Regions from separate parts of the Homo sapiens genome. Here region 2 is linked to region 1. A link is an interaction called in ENCODE POLR2A ChIA-PET data of the cell type or tissue named here. Cell type or tissue: OCI-LY7. All regions are shown on one strand. Each heading gives the region's core, and the rest is flanking DNA. Links, peaks and the distances in the headings are about the cores only.

Region 1 (7,406 bases), core at 1,427-6,426:
AGTCAGTGTGGGTGTGCTTTTCCTTCGGATAGCCACCTCTACAGGCTACATTTTCTACTCTCAGCCTCAGCTTGCTAACTTCCCCCACCCCACATCCAGGCCCAGGAGGCACCTGGCACAGGATGGCCATCCCATAAAGACAATAGCTGCCCTGGGCTCACTCTGGGACTGTGCCTGGCTGGGGGTTGTAGCTGCCCGATGGGTTCTTCCTGCCCACTGCACAGATAAAACCAATTCCCTGAGACCACGGCATTGTAATAAAGAAAGAGTGTAATTGACATGAAGCTAGCCATGCCACGTGGGAGACGGAATTATTACTCAAATCAATCTCCCTGAAAATTCGGAGGCCAGGGTGTTTTTTGAGGATAGTTTGGCGGGCCAGGGTCCAATGCATTGGCAGGTATATTAGGCATGGCTGCACAGGCAGGGTCCAATGCATTGGCAGGTATATTAGGCATGGCTGCACAGGCATGGGTGCCCATGTGTTTTTGTTTTCATTTTTGTTTTGAGACAGGGTCTCGCTCCGTCTCCCAGGCTGGAGTGCGGTGGTACAATCTCGGCTTACTGCAACCTCTGCCTCCTGGGTTCAAGCGATTCTCCTGCCTCAGCCTCCCGAGTAGCTGGGATTACAGGCATGTGCCACCACGCCCGGCTAATTTTTGTATTTTTAGTAGAGACGGGGTTTCCCCATGTTGGCCAGTCTAGTTATAAGGGAGTGTGTGTGTTGTGCATGTTGGGAGCTGCATGGGTGTGGGGTGTGCCTGAAGTTTGATTCTCACGGGGTGAAAGAGGTGTGTAAATACAGCCAGTGCATGGAGCATATCATGGGGTGTGAGGGGGGCGTGTAGAAAAGCGTGGGGGATGCATGGCTGTGCGTGTGTGGCATGTATATATGATATACAATACATGGTAGATGTGTGTGAGTCTGGCATGTGGGTGTGGATGTGTGCAATACATTCAGGTGACTGAATCTGTTCTCCTGGCAGACAGATGCAGATGAAACTGGGTCACATTGTCCAAGGTAGCCTCAGCTGCTATCTCTGCTGGCATCTTGCCCCCAGTCGGAACACGGGGACCCAGGTTCAGTGCTCCCAGCCTCCAAGGAGAGACAGCCCACTGCACAATCCTTGGGGGTGAGGGTCCCTGGGCCGGGCACCTGCCCAGTGGACCTGGACACAGGTCCCCAGTATGGGATGAAGGGACTATGATGAGTAGGTGATGGCCAAGGAAAGAGGCGGGGGGCCTGGCACAGTGGCTCACGCCTGTAATCTTAGCACTTTGGGAGGCCGAGGCAGGTGGATCACATAAGGTCAGGAGTTCGAGACCAGCCTGGCCAATATGGTGAAACCCTGTCTCCACTGAAAATACAAAAATTAGCCAGGCATGGTGGCAGGCACCTGTAATCCCAGCTACTCAGGAGGCTGAGGCAGGATAATCACTTGAACCCGGGAGGCGGAGGGAGGTTGCAGTGAGCTGAGATCGTGCCATTGCACTCCAGCCTGGGCAACAGAGTGAGACTCCGTCTCTCAAAAAAAAAAAAAAAAAGAAAAGAAAAAAGAAAGAAAGAAAAGAAAAAAAAGAGAGAGAGGAGCTGCACCTCAGGCCACCATTGTCCTCTGCCCTCTACCACTGCCCACATCATCACCCCATTCTCTCCTCATCCTAACCTTCCCTCTATTGGGCTGGGCAATTTTTGTTGTTGTTGTTGAGACAGAGTTTCACTCTGTCATCCAGGCTAGAGTGCACTGGCGCGATCTCGGCTCACTGCAGCCTCTGCCTCCTGGGTTCTAGTGATTCTCCTACCTCAGCCTCCCGGGTAGCTGGGACTACAGGCATGCGCCACCACACCTGGCTAATTTTTTGTATTTTTAGTAGAGATGGGGTTTCACCATGTTGGCCAGGCTAGTCTCAAACTCTTGACCTCAGGTGATCCACCTGCCTCGGCCTCCCAAAGTGCTAGGATTACGGGCGTGAGACACCACACCCAGCTACTGGGCATTTTAAAAAACTTTTATTGCAGAAAGTATAGAAATCTGGCTGGGCATGGTGGCCCATGTCTGTAATACCAGCAATTTGGGAGGCTGAAGCAGGAGGATCATTTGAGGTCAGGAGTTCAAGATCGGCCTGGGCAACATGGCAGGACCTCATTTCTACAAAAACAAAACAAAACAAAAAAACTTAAAAAATGAACCAGGCATGGTGGCGTGCACCTGTAGTCCCAGCTACCCAGGAGGCTGAGGCAGGAGGATCACTTGAGCCCAGGAGTTCGAGGCTGCAGTGAACTATTATGGTGCCACTGCACTCCAGCCTGGGTGACAGAGCAAGACTTTGTCTCTAAAATAAAAGAAAGTATAGAAATTGTACACACAGAGCCCAGTGCATTTTCACAAATTGAACATATCCATGCATCCAGCACCCAGCTCAAGAAACAGAACATTCTCAACCTTCCTTGTGCCCCCTCTGGTCAGCATCTCCTGCAAATAACTACTCTCTTGATTTTAGACACCACAGAGGAGTTTTGTCAGCCATCATGTTTAACCGCAACACCTGAATCCCTCCCCTAACTCAACAGAGACATTAGCTCCTTTCTGCATAATGAGAGGTGAAGAGAAAGCTGGGAGGGGATGCTGTCTGTCCTTACCGCTGACAGGAAAAGGATGAAGGTCCTGCCTGGTCCCGGTCACAGATGCCTGTCATGGATCTCCAAGTCCCTGCCTGGGAGATGATGATGATGATTATTATTATTATTATTATTATTTGAGATGAAGTCTGGCTCTGTTGCCAGGCTAGAGTGCAATGGCGTGATCTCGGCTCACTGCAAACTCCGCCTCCCGGGTTCAAGTGATTCTCCTGCCTCAGCCTCCTGAGTAGCTGGGATTACAGGTGCCTGCCACCATGCCTGGCTAATTTTTGTATTTTTAGTGGAGACAGGGTTTCACCATGTTGGCCAGGCTGGTCTCGAACTCCTGACCTTATGTGATCCACCTGCCTCGGCCTCCCAAAGTGCTAAGATTACAGGCATGAGCCACTGTGCCCAGCCAGATTTCTGGGCTAAGTTCCTTGGCTCAAGCCTACAGGGGACCTCTGCCTAAACATAGCTTGATGACAAATAATTTGCTTGTGCTAGTGTGTTCAGGCAATGCTGCTGTAACAGTTAAACTCCAGCATTTCAGGAGCTTCTCACTACTTACTATTTCTCATTCTCTGGTAGTCCTAAGGTTTTGTTTTTGTTTTTTGTTTTAATTTTTTACTTAATTTTAGAGAAATAGAGGCAGAGTCTTACTATGTTGCCGAGGCTGGTCTCGAACTCCTGGCCTCAAGCAAGCCTCCTGCCTCAGCCTCCCAAAGTGACAATCCTAAGTTGATGTTTGTGGTCAGCAGGCAGCTCTCCTCCATGTGGTGATTCAGGGACCCAGGCTCCTTCCATCTTGTGGCTCCCCACCCAACCCAGGGCCTTGGAATCCTGGGCATTCTGCCAGCAGCCAATGCAATGGGGAAGGAGAGAGCAGAGAGGGCACATCTACTTTCTAGGGACTATTCCAGGAAGTGGTCACATCTGCTTGCATTCCATGGGTGAGAATTAGTCACATGGTTCATCTCCATACCAACAAGGAATGCTGGGAGATGTAGTCCCCAGATTGGCATTCTTGTCTCGCTGACAACTCTCCTTTCCGGAAGGGAAGCATGAACACTTGGTGGTCACAGTGGGGGTCGTGGGGAGAGAGAACACAGTGAGCATGAAGTCTCTGCCCCTGCCTCAGCCTTGCCTGGAAGGCAGAGTTCACTGACTCAATACCTCATTCACTTATTCATTGGAATGCATCCTCATTCATTCATTCATTCATTTGCAAAATCATTCATGAACTTATTCATTCATTCGTTTTTTTCCCCCAGGTCTCATGCACACACTCATCTGTGCACATGCATTCATACACACAGCTGTACCTCCTGTAAGACCTATTCAAGGCCTAGGGGCCTGGGCAGGGTAGCTGGGCCAGCCAGGGTCACACACCCACCGTGTGGACAGTTCAGGGGGTTTCAGACTCTAGAGTCCCAAGAGGTCCAAGGGAAGAGGGGAACATGCTGAGGAGTCGGGAAATTGACAACCTGGTTCTGAGAGGGCTGTCCCTCCAGCACAGCCTGCCGTCAAGGGCCTGGGTAGGTTCCGGGATCAGGAAGGGGGAAGAGCTGTGTGCCCTGCTCAGGGCAGGGGCCTGGGCCGCAGACCCAAGGAAGAGAGATGAGATGGAGCACAACCCCAAGGCCACTGGCCCAGGGGCAGGCCTGGCTTTGGGTCAGACAAATCCTGGCTCAAATCATTGCCCAGGATGCTTATGGACTGAATGGCTGTGGCCAAGCTCTGAACCGCCCTGATCCTCAGTGTTCTCATCTGTAAGATGGGACGCTGGTCCTTTGCTCACGGTCTCATTGTGGGATTAGAGGTAATCAGCAGGAAGTACAATCACTGGAATACAGCAGTTTCCATTTTTAAATTTTATTTTTATTATTTATTTATTTATTTTTGAGACAGGGTCTCATTTTTAGCCCAGGCTGGAGTGCAGTGGCCTGATTCAGCTCACTGCAAATTCCGCCTCCCAGGTTCAAGTGATTCTCTTGCCTCAGCCTCCTGAGTAGCTGGGATTACAGGCACCACCACGCCCAGCTAATTTTTGTAATTTCGGTAGAGACGGGGTTTCGCCATGTTGGCCAGGCTGGTCTCGAACTCCTGGCCTCAAATGATCAGCCCGCCTCGACCTCCCAAAGTGCTGGGATTACAGGCATAAGCCACCGCACCCAGCCTTATTTATTTATTTTTAGAGACAGGGTCTTACTCTGTCACCCTGGCTGGAGTGCAGTTATGCAATCATAGCTCACAGCAACCTCGAACTGCTGGCCTCAAGGGATCCTCCTGCCCCAGCCTTCCAAGTAGCTTGAAGGTGTGTGCACTGCACTCAGCTAATTTTTATTTTTTTTAGTAGAGACAGGGTCTCACTATGTCGCCTAGGCTGGTCTCGAACTCCTTGGCTCAAGTGATCCTTCCACCTTAGCCTCCCAAAGTGCTGGAATTACATGTGTGAGCCACCGTGCTCAGCCAGATTACTGCACTTTTCAAAGATGTGCGTCACTGTCACTCCTGGGCTCAGGCTGAGAGCAGACCTGGATCTGCAGGAGACTTGATTTGAAGCTCCTCCAAGTGGGTGAGGCATAGGCTACTGCTGACAGCCATCCCTTCCCAGACTAGGATGACCTCAGGCTGGGATGGTGGCTGGACCATTAGGACTGTGTAACACCTTGGTGGTGAGAGGGGGTCCTAGGGCCGGGGGGCACATGTGAAGCTCTAGGCAGAAGCAGCAGAGGCCACAGCCTCAAAGTGTAGCCCCCTCCCCTTCTACATCACATCCCCAGATCTCAACAAAAGCTTTCTTCCTTCACATCCCCACGTCCCAAGAATGCGCAGCTTTTAAAAGACCCTAATGAGGGCAATGCTTACCCCAGAGCAATGGCCCCTGATGGTGGATTTACGAGCAATGGCGAGGAGAGTAGAAGGCTGGGAGGGAGGAGGGGCGAGCAGGGGAGGCTGCTGCCTCTGCTCATTTTTTATTAAAGATCTGCTTCAAGGTCAGCCCTGCCACAAGGGACTCCTCAATTTCCCAGGCTCTGCAGACAGAGAGGGAGATGTGCTGGGGGAGGGGAGGGAGATGGAGAGAAAGAGATCTGGATGGGCTAGGCAGAGGGGCACAAAGAGAAGAGAAGGAGGCTGCATGGTCCACAGGGGTCCCCCAGTATGATCCAGCAAAGTGCTGGACATGGGGGGTGCATCAGGGAGGTGCCGGAGGGAGTGAGGAGAGAAAAAGGAGGCCGATAGCATGGGAATGTTGATGGATTGGGCCAGCAGAAAAGAGTGGGTATTTAAGGTATTGGGACAGCAGAGCGACCAGGTTTTGTTTTTTGTTTTGTTTTGTTTGAGACGGGACCTCGCTCTGTTGCCCAGGCTGGAGTGCAGTGATGTGATCTCAGCTCACTACAGCCTCAACCTCCTGGGCTCAAGTGATCCTCCCAGCTCAGCCTCCCAAGTAGCTGGGACCACAGGTGCCTGCCATCATGCTTGGCTAATTTTTTTTTCTTTTCTTTTTTTTTTTTTTTTTTGAGACAGTCTTGCTCTGTCACCCAGGCTGGAGTGCAGTGGCGCTATCTAGGCTCATTGCAACCTCCGCCTCCTGGGTTCAAGTGATTCTCCTGCCTCAGCCTCCTGAATAGTTGGGATTACAGGTGCCTGCCACCATGCCCGGCTAATTTTTGTATTTTTAGTAGAGATGGGGTTTCACCATGTTGGTCAGGCTGGTCTCGAACTCCTGACCTTGTGATCCGCCCGCCTTGGCCTCCCAAAGTGCTGGGATTACAGGTGTGAGCCACCGTGCCCGGCCTTAATTTTTGTATTTTTTGTAGAGATGGGGTTTTGCCATGTTTCCCAGGCTGGTCTTGAACTCCTGGTTTCAAGCATTCCTCCTGCCTTGGCCTCCCAAAGTGCTGGGATTATAGGCGTGAGACCCCATATCCAGCCAAGGTTTTGTCATTCTCCAGATAAAAGGCACCACATGCATCATCAAATCCCTCTAGGCTATAACCATGAAATTTCTTTCTTTCTTTTTTTTTTTTTTTTTGAGATCAAGTCCCCCTCTGTCTCCCAGGCTGGAGTGCAGTGGTGCGATCTCAGCTCACTGCAACCTCCACCTCCCAGATTCAAGTGATTCTCCTACCTCAGCCTCCCGAGTAGCTGGGATTACAGGCACATGCCACCAGACCCAGCTACATTTTGTATTTTTAGTAGAAATGGGGTTTCATCATGTTGGCCAGGCTGGTCTCGAACTCTTGACCTCAGGTGATCCACCAGCCACAGCTTCCCAAAGTGCTGGGATCACAGGCGTGAGCCACCATGCCCAACAGAGAAGATTTCTAACAATAGAACTCATAGCAACCCTCAGAGACAAGTGTTATTAGCCCCATTTTACAGATGAAGAAACTGAGGCTCCAGGAGACTTTCCCAAGTCCACATGGCTACAAAGCAGCAAATCTGGCTCAGGTCCTGGGTCTGATTCCAGATCCCACTCATCCCATGGAGTCAGCCACATCCTCCCCACCTTTTGTGCCTGGCTTGAGACTCTCCCTCCAGTAATACCTCCCAGCTAAACGGGGTTTCACCATGTTGGCCAGGCTACCACAATTTTAAATAAAGAAAGAGGGGAAACTAGTGCTGGACAGGGAGACACTGTTTTATTTATTTTATTTTTTATTTTCAGAGACAAAGTTTCAGTTTGTCGCCCAGGCTGGAGTGCAGTGGCAGGATCACAGCTCACTGCAGCCTCAACCTCCTGGATCAAGCGATCCTCCTGCCTCTGCCTCTGAGT
Region 2 (7,406 bases), core at 1,597-6,596, 340 kb before region 1:
TGTCAGCACCAGGCCATGGGAATGGAAGAATATTTGCCCTAAAGTTGCTAATGTTCACCCAATGAAGATGATTTTTAATTTAGTTATCATTTATTGTATTTATTTTGAAATTTTAAAAAATAAGTTAAATGACTTTTTTTTTCTTTTTTTTGTCTGAGACAGAGTCTCATTCTGTCGCCCAGGCTTTAGCATAGTGGCGCGATCTCAGCTCACTGCAACCTCCGCCTCCCGGGTTCAAACGATTCTCCTGCCTCAGCCCCCCAAGTAGCTGGGATTACAGGTGCATACCACCACACCCAGCTAGTTTTTGTATTTTTAGTAGAGACAGTGTTTCTCCATGTTGGCCAGGCTGGTCTCAAACTCCTGACCTCAGGCGATCCACCTGCCTCAGCGTCCTAAAGTGCTGGGATTACAGGTTCATACCACCACACCCAGCTAGTTTTTGTATTTTTAGTAGAGACAGTGTTTCTCCATGTTGGCCAGGCTGGTCTCAAACTCCTGACCTCAGGCGATCCACCTGCCTCAGCGTCCTAAAGTGCTGGGATGACAGGCGTGAGCCACCATACCTGGCCTTAAGTTACTTTTTTTTGGTTAATTTAACTTAAATTTTTTTTATTATTTTACTTTAAGTTCTAGGGTACATGTGCACAATGTGCAGGTTTGTTACATATGTATACATGTGCCATGTTGGTGTGCTGCACCCGTTAACTCGTCAGTTACATTAGGTATATCTCCTAATGCTGTCCCTACCCCCTCCCCCCCCCCCTTAAATTACTTTTTATTTCAACTTTCATTTTAGATTCAGAGGTGCATGGGCAGGTTTGTTACATGGGTATACTTCCGGATGCTAAGGTTTGGGTTATGAATGATCCCATCACCCAGGTAGTGAACGACCAATAGGTCGTTCTTCAGTCCTTGCCTCCCTCCCTCCCCACTCCAGTAGTCCCCAATGTCTATTGCTCCCATCTTTTTTTTTTTTTTTGAGACAGAGTCTTGCTTTGTTGCTCAGGCTGGAGTGCAGCATCGTGATCTCGGTTCACTGACGGCTCTGCCTTCTGAGCTCAAGCAATTTATCCTACCTCAGCCTCTGGAGTAGCTGGGATTACAGGTGCCCACCACTACATCTGGCTAATTATTGTATTTTTAGTAGATATGGGGTTTCACCATGTTGGCCAGGCTGGTTTTGAACTCCTGACCTCAAGTGATCCACTCACTTCGACCTCCCAAAGTGCTGGGATTACAGGCGTGAGCCACTGTGCCCGGCCTATCGTTCCCATCTTTGTGTCCATGTATACCCAGTGCTTAGCTCCCTTTTCTAAGAAAGAACATGCGGTATTTAATTTTTTGTTTCTGCATTAGTTTGCTTAGGCTAATGGCCTCCAGATGCATCCTTGTGACTGCAAATGACATTGTTTCATTCTTTTTTATGGCTGCATAGTATTCCATGGTATATATGGACCACATTTTCTTTTTTTTGTTTTATTTATTTATTTGTTGAGACGGAGTTTTACTCTTGTTGCCCAGGCTGGAGTGCAATGCCACGATCTGGCTCACCGCCACCTCCGCCTCCTGGATTGAAGCAATTCTCCTGCCTCAGCCTCCCGAGTAGCTGGGATTACAGGCACACACCACCATGCCCAGCTAATTTTGTATTTTTAGTAGACACAGGGTTTCTCCATGTTGGTCAGGCTGGTCTCGAACTCCCAACCCCAGGTGATCCTCCCGCCTCGGCCTCCCAAAGTGCTGGGATTACAGGCGTGAGCCACCATGCCTGGCTGGACCACATTTTCTTTGTCCAGTCCACTGTTGATGGGCACCTAGGTTGATTCTGATTATCATTTATTTTAATAACTACTGTGCATAGATAATGTCCCAGGCTCTCTGGGAAGTACAAAGATGATTCAGATTTAGGATCTACCCCAATAACCTTGGCATCTGTTCATATTTTTGGGGGTGATAGGGGAGGTTTGAGATAGGATCTCCCTCGGTCACCAAGGCTGGAATGCAGTGGTGCAATCACAGCTCAGTGAAGCCTTGAGCTTCTGGGCTCAAGCAGTCCTCCCGCCTCAGCCTCCTGAGTAGCTGGGACTACAGGCGTGCGACCACCATACCGGGCTAATTTTTTTTTTTTTTTTTTTTTTTTTTTTTTGTAGGGACAGGGTTTCAGCATGTTGCCCAGGCTGGTCTTGAACTCCTAGGCTCAAGCAATTCTCCCGTCTCGGCCTCTCAAAGTGCTGGGATTACAGGCGTGAGCCACCATGCCAGGCAGATAATTCTTCATGTGATTCTCCCACATAAAGGGTTACCATAGTAGTATACCAAGGGGCAGGGCTGATGCTCCTTTTATAGGGAAGAGCAGCAAATATTTGGAATGATGAGGCAACAGACCACAGTCCACCCTCTTGGTGAGTGCTTTGCTTCCCGCCCTACACGTGAAAATACAGTCATTCCCCTCTTCAGGGAAAATACCCCAAATCCCACCCAGTCATAGCATGAGGCTCAAAGTCTAGGATCTCATGATAGTCTCCATTTCAGATCAGTTTTGGCTATCCTTGATCCATGGAGTAGTGAACTAAACAGGCAAGTTATCTGATCTCCTCTCCAGTATTTACCAACATACAATAGTGAAGCAGAAAGGGTTAGCCCTGCTGGTCACTCCCACTTGTATACGGGAAGGGTGGAATGCAGGAGCCAACTGGCCCATAGCAGTTCTAAAAGGCATATGCTGGCCCGGCACAGTGGCTCATGCCTGCAATCCCAGCACTTTGGGAAGCCAAGGTAGGAGGATCACTTGAGCCCAGGAGTTTGAGACCAGCCTGGGCAACATAGCAAGATCCCATCTCTTAAAAAAAAAAAAAAAAAGGGCATATGCCCTGGGCATCCCTTGCCAAAGCTCCTTACCTGGGAATGGGGAAAATTTATTGACTAGGTCTTGATCTGTCCCTGGAAGTGGCTCCCTGATCCCTTGTTCTTTCTTTTTTTCTTTTTTTTTCTGAGATGGAGTCTCGCTCTGTTACCCAGGCTGGAGTGCAGTAGGACGATCTCGGCTCACTGAAACTTCCGCCTCCCGGGTTCAAGCGATTCTCCTGCCTCAGCCTCCCGAGTAGCTGGGACTACAGGTGCCTGCCACCACGCCCAGCTAGTTTTTGTATTTTTAGTAGAGATGGGGTTTCGCCATGTTGGTCAGGCTGGTCTCGAACTCCTAGGCTCAAGTGATCCTCCTACCTTGGCTTGACCTGAAGCGATCTGCCCACCCTCAGCCTCCCAAAGTGCTGGGATTACAGGCGTGAGCCACCGTGCCCGGCCAGGTCCCTTGTTCTTGATGGCTCTCTCCGGTCCACCCACTGGGAGGCTCATTAAACTCAATGGCCGTATCTGAGGTCACCATTGCCTGTATGTTCTCCAGGGAGCTGAGTGGCTTTCTCATCTTGTTTCCTGCTGCGGAATGTTGGCAAGTCAAAGAGTCATTTTAAGTATTGAAATGGTCACTGTTTCTTGGAGTTCAGATGAATGTTTCTTTGGGTGATACACATTTCCCAAAAATTTAGATGGCTTTGGGATAGGTATGGTGGTTCACATCTGTAATTCCAACACGTTGGGAGGCCAAGGAGGGAGGATGACTTGAGCCCAGGAGGGCAAGACCAGCTTGGGCAAGATAGCAAGACCCCATATCTCTAAAAAAAAAAAGAAAGTTTTTTTAAATTAGCTGGGCGTGGTGATGCATACCTATAGTCCCAGCTACTTGGGAGGCTGAGGTGGGAGTATCACTTGAGCCTGGGAGGCTCATGCTGCAGTGAGCCATGATTGCGCCACTGTACTCTAGCCTGGGCAACAGAACAAGAAGACCGTGTCTCAAAAAAAATTTTTGTTGGTTTCACAAATATGTGGTTCTGGCCAGCTCTAAGTTGTAGTAACGCTTTCTGAGACATGCCTCTCTAGACTACATTGCAGATCCTTGAACTTCCAGTCTTCCTGGGAGGGCCATTCTCTGTCTCTCTCTGTTTTGTTTTGTTTTGTTTTGTTTTGAGATGGAGTCTCACTCTGTCGCCCAGGCTGGAGTGCAGTGGCACCATCTGGGCTCACTGCAAACTCTACCTCCCGGGTTCAAGCGATTCTCCCGCCTCAGCCTCCTGAGTAGCTAGGATTACAGGCGTGCGCCACCATGTCCAGCTGATTTTTTGTATTTTTAGTAGAGATGGGGTTTTGCCATGTTGGCCAGCATGGTCTTGATCTCCTGACCTCGTGATCCACCCACCTCAGTCTCCCAAAGTGCTGGGATTACAGGCGTGAGTCACCGCACCCGGCCTCTTTTTTTTTTTTTTTTTTTTTTTTTTGAGACAGGGTCTCACACTGCCACCCAGGCTACAGGGCAGTGGTGCAATCGCGGCTCACTACGGCCTCGACCTCCTGAGCTCAAGTGATCCTCCCACCTCAGCCTCCTGGGTGGCTGGGACTACAAGCATGGGCCACCATGCTCAGCTAATTTTTTGTACTTTGTAGAAAGACAGTTTTGCCATGTTGTCCAGGCTGTTCTCAAACTCCTGGGCTCAAGTGACTCACCCAGGCCTTCCAAAGTGCTGAGATTGCAGATGTGAGCCACAGTGTCTGGGTGTGCTCTTGGCCTCATAATCCTTGGCCATGTTGTCCAGTTGAAAGTATTTATGGCTGGGCGCTGTGGCTCACACCTGTAATCCTGGCACTTTGGGAGACTGAGGCGGGTGGATCATGAGGTCAGGAGTTCAAGACCAGCCTGGCCAAGATGGTGAAACCCTGTCTATACTAAAAATAAAAAATTAGCCGGGTGCGGTGGCAGGCACCTGTAATCCCAGCTACTCGGGAGGCTGAGGCAGGAGAATCACTTGAACCCGGGAGGCAGAGGTTGCAGTGAACCGAGATCATGCCACTGCACTCCAGCCTAGGCGATAGAGTGAGACTCTGTCACACACACACAAAAAAAGTATTTACTTGGTACCCTATTAATGGATTCAGAAGTTTTAACAGAGTTCAACCTGTTTATCCTTGATTTGGTCATAACCACAAGGCCGAGTATTATAAATAAGGCTTTTTCTCACAAAGACTTCTCAGTTTTATCATTCACCTTTTGGGAATTAGAATCATCTTTCAACTTTATAAGCCCTGGAATTTCTGGACTTTCTATATTGCCTTTAAATTCCGCTTACAGCCAGGTGCGGTGGCTCACCCCTGTAATCCCAGCACTTTGGGAGGCCAAGGTGGGCAGATCATTTAAGGTCAGGAGTTCAAGACCAGCCTGGCCAACATGGTGAAACCCCGTCTCTACTAAAAATACAAAAATTAGCTGGGTGTGGTAGCGGGCACCTGTAATCCCAGCTACGTGGGAGGCTGAGACATGAGAATCGCTTGAACCCAGGAGGCGGAGGTTGCAGTGAGCTGAGATCGCACCATTGCACGCCAGCCTGGGCAACAAGAGAAAACTCCATCTCAAAAAAAAAAAAAAAAAAAAAACCTGCTTGCAAACTGGCCCATTCTTTCTTATTGCAGTTTGTCAAATGTAACCAGTAGAAACCAACTCATGTTGCCAAAATTCCTTTTCCCATTTCTTTACCCAAAGCCAAAACATTCATTTGCTAAGTTATCTTCTTTCCGTATTATTTCAAGTGAGGATTTTGACAAAGGTTGTACCACCGCATGACGTGGGCTGCCATTTTTCCAACCTCCAATGACAGTCACCACCTGGCCCCAAAGCTAATGCTGCCTCTAGATTTTTGTACTCAGGTATCAATTTTTGTATAGATCAGTGTTCACTATTATGCTACAATAACAACTTCAAACCTCAGCAAGCTTATAAAAGCAAAGGTTTGCCAGGCGTGGTGGCTTACGCCTGTAATCCTAGCACTTTGGGAGGCTGAGGAGAGAGGATCACTTGAGTCCAGGAGTTCATTCAAGACTAGCCTGGGCAACATGGCGAAACCTCATCTCTATAAAAAATTAGCTGGGCATAGTGGTGTGAGCCTGTAGTCCCAGCTACTCAGGAGACTGAGGTGGGAGGATCGCTTGAGCCCAGGAGGCAGAGGTTGAAGTGAGCCAAAATTGCACCACTACACTTCAGCCTGGGCAACAGAGCAAGACTCCACCTCAAAAAAAAGAAGAAGAAGAAAGAAGAAGAAGAAGTTGTGGGTAGAGGAAAGACTGTCTAGTCCGATTGAGGTTTCTCTCAAAAGCGTAGGATACACTGACCTACGTCAGCCACTGGCAACATTTCAGAAAATGATTCGATAAGTCATTATGTTCTATTGTCATTAAACGGTTGTCAAAATTGCTAAGAAATAGGAACCTCTTCCTAGCCCCATGGGCTCTGGGAATGAAAAAAGTAATTGCCCTAAAGCTGCTAATGCTTACCCATAGAAAATAATGTCCATTTAATTATCATTTACTTTAATAAGAAACTACTAAACATCAGGCAGTGTACTAGGTTCCCTGAGAGGAATGAAATTGATCCAGGTTTAGGGTCTACTCTCAAGAAACTGGAAATATCTTCATATTTAAATTTTACTTGAATATCCACATACAGGGAAATTTATTCCTTTTGGTGTACAATTCTATCTGAGTTTTCGTTTTCTTCTTCTTTTTTTTTTTTAATGAGATAGGATCTGGCTGTGTTGTCCAGGCTGATCTTGAACTCCTGGGGTCAAGCGATCCTTTTACCTCAGCCTCCCAAAATGCTGGGATTATAACAGATGTAAGACAGACTGCCCAGCACTTTGACCAATTTTTAATTGAGTTGTCTTGTTATTGTTGAGTTGTAGGCATCATTCTTTATATTGTGGATACTAAGCCTTTATCAGATAGGTGATTTACACACACTTCTCCCATTTGGTGGGTTGTCTTTTAATTTTCTTGATAGGGTTCTTTTTTTTTTTTGAAACAGAGTCTTGCTCTGTTGTCTAGGCTAGAGTGCGGTGGTATAATCTCGGCTCGCTGCAACCTCCGCCTCCCAAGTTCAAGCGATTCTCGTGCCTCAGCCTCCTGAGTACCTGGGATTACAGGTGCACGCCAACACTTCTGGGTAATTTTTGTACTTTTAGTAGAGATGGGTTTTTGCCGTGTTGGCCAGTCTGGTCTTGAACTCCTGAACTCAAGTGATCCACCCGCCTCGGCCTCCCCAAGTGCTGGGATTACAGGCATGAGCCACTGCGCCCAGCCTCGATAGTGTCCTTTGACACACACAAATTCTTAATTTTCATGAAGTCCAACTTATCAATATTTTCTTTAGTTGCTTGTGCTTTGGGGGTCAAAAGAAAGAAACCACTGCCTGATCAAAGGGCACAGAGAATTTTCTTCTAAGAGTTTATAGTTTTAGGCCAGGCGTGGTGGCTTACGCCTGTTATCCCAGCACTTTGGGAGGCCAAAGTGGGAAGATCACTTGA

Evidence for each region. Peaks named below come from ENCODE experiments on the same cell type or tissue, not always from the same donor. Only the 100,000 strongest peaks of a DNase experiment are listed, where the experiment ranks them.
Region 2: POLR2A ChIA-PET joins it to region 1 with 5 read pairs; 2 of 35 experiments call an interaction of 5 or more read pairs at or near these places.

The regions. Positions count from the first base shown.
Region 1 is chr7:76,188,453-76,195,858 of GRCh38, forward strand. No RefSeq gene overlaps it. Among named protein-coding and RNA genes, the nearest start is that of SRRM3, 9.7 kb to the right of the region's middle. RefSeq lists an enhancer at 3,419-3,713. In OCI-LY7, for the core only: no CTCF peak of the experiment used is centred there; a DNase peak (open chromatin) is centred at 3,579.
Region 2 is chr7:75,850,574-75,857,979 of GRCh38, forward strand. No RefSeq gene overlaps it. Among named protein-coding and RNA genes, the nearest start is that of RHBDD2, 25 kb to the right of the region's middle. In OCI-LY7, for the core only: no CTCF peak of the experiment used is centred there; no DNase peak of the experiment used is centred there.